2 separate regions of the Homo sapiens genome follow, and region 1 is linked to region 2. Evidence: read pairs that join two places in POLR2A ChIA-PET (ENCODE). Cell type or tissue: MCF 10A. All regions are shown on one strand.

The links. ChIA-PET counts read pairs that join two places held together with the same protein. Peaks named below come from ENCODE experiments on the same cell type or tissue, not always from the same donor. Only the 100,000 strongest peaks of a DNase experiment are listed, where the experiment ranks them.
Region 1: POLR2A ChIA-PET joins it to region 2 with 12 read pairs; 4 of 35 experiments call an interaction of 5 or more read pairs at or near these places.

The regions. Positions count from the first base shown.
Region 1 is chr1:208,106,854-208,109,353 of GRCh38, reverse strand. The region is part of intron 4 of PLXNA2 (plexin A2); the gene reads left to right. LOC105372887 (a long non-coding RNA gene) reads right to left here and starts at 2,464. Exons shown (of 4, transcript XR_007066850.1): 1 at 2,395-2,464. In MCF 10A, no CTCF peak of the experiment used is centred here; DNase peaks (open chromatin) are centred at 963 and 1,263.
Region 2 is chr1:208,206,822-208,209,321 of GRCh38, reverse strand. The region is part of intron 3 of PLXNA2 (plexin A2); the gene reads left to right. LOC105372884 (a long non-coding RNA gene) reads right to left here. Exons shown (of 5, transcript XR_001738428.3): 1 at 673-2,500. Among named protein-coding and RNA genes, the nearest start is that of PLXNA2, 36 kb to the left of the region's middle. In MCF 10A, no CTCF peak of the experiment used is centred here; DNase peaks (open chromatin) are centred at 1,031 and 1,541.

The DNA.
Region 1 (2,500 bases), 100 kb after region 2:
GGCTCTGAGACCCTATAAACCTGAAGGGGTGAAGGGGTGGGCCTGCAGGGAGGGACCACCAAGAGAAGGTAAAAAGGAAAGGAGAGAGGCCCAGGGAGCCAGCTCCATCAGCTTCAGCTGCTGTGTGCTCTGCCCTGAGCCCTGAGGACCAGGAGGCTGTTGATGAGGCCAACTGGTGCTCCATTCGGGCATCTGTGCCACCTCCCACCCCTGCCACCTGGCTCCCAGCCACTGAGAAGGCCTCTGTTTCTTCCCTTGTGTCAGGAGCAGGGGACACGTGTGAGGACAGGTGTACCATCTGGCAGGGCAGATTCCAGGGAAGATTCCAGGGAAGATTCCAGGGAAGAAAGAGATTAAATTCTCAATCTTGGAGGGGCCCACCAGCCTGGGGAACAATTTTCCCTTGTTCCTTTCATCCCTCTGTGTCTCTCTTGCATGATTGCAAAGAAATCTTGCAGATCGCTTGAACACTGAGTGCTCCTGCCAGAGCCCCCTGAGGTGAGCTGCCACTCTCTGTCCTCTGAGCCACGACGGTCCTGGTTCTACTTCTATTGTGGCATCTGTCCTACCATATTGAGATTATCTATTTCCTTGGTTTTGTTCTCAACTGAACCATGGGCTCCAGGAGGGAAGAGAATGTAGCCCTGATGCCTAACAGAGGGTTGAGTACAATGTAAGTGCTCAGTAGATGTTTAAGGACTAAATGGGCCTCCGGCATGATCCACTGTCAGAATCATGTGAGGTTTTCTGCTTTCACCTCAGGCGTTTCTCCAGAAGAGCCATAGAAGAGCTCAGAACCATGTGGGTCCTTCCAGGTGTCCATATAGGGTGGCAGAGATGCAGTGTTGATTCTCTGTCCCCAGGCTCACTTGGCAAAGGGCGCTTGTTCTTATGCCTACCATTGGGAAACTCTTCTGTGGAAAGGGTGATGTGTCTGCTCCTGATGGGAGTAACTGCCCAGGGGCTCTGTCCAGGATGACTCACTCTTAGGGCCTCTGAGGCTTTCCTGGCCTTACCTTGGATGGTCCAAACACTACAGGTGTGCCATGCTTTTCAAGACCTTCAGGAAAGAGGCTGGGTCCAGTGGCTTCCCTCAGTGACTTGTCCCCACTGCCTCTAATAATTATCTGATAATGTGTCTGGCTATACTGGGCCTGACACTCTGTGGGCTACTCGTGTGCTGAATTGAGAGAGTTGGTCAGGGAAGGAAAACTGCCCCACACTCTGCACTCCCTGCCAAGTCCCTCCCACATGTATCTTCAGCCCCGCTGAATCAGGCCAAGGAAGGCACCAGAGACGCGGGGCCCCGGGGCCAGGAGAGCCAAGAACACAGTGTGAGTCACCTTTAAATAAGAGTATTTCTTAAGTAAATGACTTAACAGGACAGTTATATTCATTAAAGGTGTAATTACAAGCCATAAGATCAAGCAGAAAAGAATGTCAAGCATGAGGGTGGAATCCAGTTTGAAGCAGCACTGCGGGTCCTGGGGAGAAGGCCATAGGGGGCAGGAGAAGGGCCTCCCATTGTATAATTCCCATTGCCACACTCACCTGCCAGCCCAGCCACCCCCAGATCCCAGCACTCAGAGTGGAGGGGGCCAAGGAGCCTCAGGCATAATTAAAATGCAATAATAGTAAACAAATGCTAATTAAAGTGTCATAGAGTGTCCCGTTAAACTCTGAGTCAGCCCTGACAGAGGGCGCCCGACGCGGTGGACACTCTCCAGGAGAAAGCTCCCTTTCCTTCTTGAGTTTCTGAAGACATCTCCCTCCCCACCCGACCCAGCCCTAGAACAAGTGCTGGGCTGTCACCTGGGGTACAAAGTGAAGTGGCTCCTGACTGCGGAGGCTTGAACTTGGTCCTTTATGGACTTCATAGATGCAGAATGATTAGAACCAATTTCTCACTGGGCATAAAGTAGTCCCCAGAGCACTGTTGCCTTCCCCTACACCCCTAAAATCCCTCTAATTCCTTCCATAGCACCAAGGAAGAGTGATATTCTGTTTCTTCCTGGCCCCAGGACCTAACATTTAAAAAGACCCACTCGGAGAGCTGGAGTCATCTATATCAGTGGTTGGCCTGCGTAAGAATCGGTTGGAGAGTTGTTAAGACCCATTTCCTGGACCTCTTCCCCAGTGTTTCTGATTTAGTGCACCCTGGATTTTCATGTTCAGTAATCTCACACGTGACACCAATGGTGCTGGTTTGAGAACCATACACTGAGGGCCATTGCTCCTTGAGGGCCCCAGACCTGCCTCATGGAGGACATTGTTTTGGCCAAGGCTAGAAGGCTTGGAGGCATCACATATTCCAGCTCTGTGGTCTTTGCAGTTCTTCCCATGGTCACCCAGACTCACATATCCAGACTTGCACCATCCCTCCCTTGCCCTCACCAAAGGTGTTTGAAGAAACCCTGCTTTCCAGTGTCTGCTTATATGGTTCTTTCCACCTGGAATGCTCTTCATCTGTCTAAATATTCTTCACCTTTTAAGGCCCGGA
Region 2 (2,500 bases):
ATGTTGTTTGGAAATGTGGAAGGAGGGTAACCTGGAGTGAGCCCAAGGAAGAATTTCTATGTTCTGCTTGTTCTGAATTACTGCCAGGGGAGGTGAGAAGAACTGGTCTGGGTTCACCTAGCAGTGCTAAACCCTCCAGGCTTCTTCTGGTTCTCATGATACCAAAGATATTTAACCATTTCCTCACTTGCTGTAGAGGTTCCTACATGTTCCTCTTCTGTGCCCTCCACTCTGCCTGGGACTAGGGACCCTAGCTTGGCTTTTCGGCACATGGAAGAGAGAAAGAATGTGGTCCTTGCATTTGCTTTTCCAAAATGGGAAGGGAAGGAGTTGCTGTGTGAAATTCTGCTAAGATTTAAAAGTGGCTTCTACCAAGAAGCAATTCAGCTTGGAACCCTGAGGCCGGCTACTTCCCTGCTCAGCCAGGGTCACCATATCCAGTTGAGCAAATTGTGCCTGGCCTAGGAGGATTGTGTTAACGGGCCTAGTGGGAGTTGAAATCCAGCCTGAGCTCTCCCTGTCACATCATGTACCCTGTGGTATAAACATCTGCTCATGGGACTTCTCTTACTAAGTCATCTACCCATAGGGACCACCTTTTCCTAAATGGCACACAGGCTCTCTAAGGGCCAGCAGAAACCACACAGGCTAGCGTGAGCACCTTTCCCCTACCTTCAGTCACTGCTCCAGGTCATGTGTGTCATTCTGTCTCCTTGATTCTCTTGAAAGTTCTGTGAAAGGCAGGGGTCATGCTTTTTGGACTGTTCCCTTCTTCCCCTTTAATCCTGTCACCGAGTGTTCACTCATGGGATAGGCTTCAAAACTGCTTTGAAAAATAGAACCATTCTTTAAGGAACCTTAGAGATTGCCTGGCCCAATACTCTCATTATTTGACAGGGAAACTGAGGTCCAGAGAAGAAAATTGACTTGCCCAAGCATAGAGATCTAGGACAAGTTGCTTCTTGCCTTGACACCCAATTTGGCACCATTTTTACTTAAAGAAGTAGCTCTAGAGCCCAGGGAGGGAGACTGAGAATGATCTTCAGGTCCAGGCTTGCTACAGAGGTCAGCTAGGGGCCAGTGCTTTCACTCTCTTCAGATCTAGATGTGAATTAAGGAATCAGTGTTTGCTGAATGGATGGATGGATGAGAAGTGAATAAAGGAAAAGGGACCCAACCAGATACAAAGGGACCTTGAGTTGACTTTCCCCATATCTCCATGCATCGTGCACAGCACACACTAGGGGCTGCTTGGCATCTATCCAAGTCACACACCTGAGTTGGCCAAGTTCTCCTGGCCTTATTGAAACCCTGACGGACAAGTTACTGTGGAGACCAGTCAGCAGGTTCAAGGGCAAAGCTGGGGGCGTGGTTACCCACAGCTTGTTCTGACCTGTGATTTGGCTGCTTCTTCTCACTCTTTGCTTGGCCTTTCTTTGGCGGTTTCTATGAGCTCATGACACCCCTCCTTCCTCCTCTGTGCAGCTCACCCTTCCTTCCCACCCACGCTGCTTTGAGGTACTTGACATTCATACCCAGGCCCCTGCTGGCCTCCCATCTACCAGCTTACTTGCTCCCACCCCTCTCCAGAGAAATAACCCATGAAGAATTTATGGAATGTCCCCAGGAAACCCTACTATGGTCCAGGCCCCATAGCTCTTTCAACACAGGAAGGAAAATAAAGAAAAAAAATAGCTAAGAGTTTGGAAAGGGAAGGGAAGCCGGGTGCGTCAGAACTACTCACTTCTCCCGGCGTCTGTCAGGCTGTCCAGCCCTCATCTACTGTGGTCTGTAGGAACAGGATGTCCCTGTGTATGTAAGTTTAGAGGAAGCAGAGACTTGCTAGAAGTGATAGGACCACAGGGCGCTCTTATGTGCTGTGTCCACATAGCTGCTTATACACTGCTTTCTGCAAGATGCATAGAGAGCACCCTAGACAAGACCACTGCCTTCTGAGCTGCAAACATGTGGAAGGAACAGACAGAATAAGGTTAAGTCCCCAAAACCTGTATGTGAGGCCGGGCACGGTGGCTCATGCCTATAATCCCAGCACTTTGGGAGGCCGAGGCAGGTGGATCACCTGAGGTCAGGAGTTCAAGACCAGCCCGGCCAACATGGTGAAACCCCGTCTCTACTAAAAATACAAAAATTAGCTAGGCGTGGTGGCACATGCCTGTAGTCCCAGCCACTTGGGAGGCTGAGGTGGGAGAATCGCTTGAACCCAGGAGGTGGAGGTTGCAGTGAGCCAAGATCATGCTACTGCACTCCAGCCTGAGCAACAGAGTGAGACTCCATCTCAAAAGCAAAACAAAACAAAGCAAAACAAAAACAAGAGTTTGAGACCAGCCTGACCAACATGGTGAAACCCTGTCGGTACTAAAAATACAAAAATCAGCAGGGCATGGTGGCATGCACCTGTAATCCCAGCTACTCAGGAGGCTGAGGCAGGAGAATTGCTTGAACCTGGGAGGTGGAGGTTGCAGTGAGCCCAGATCGCGCC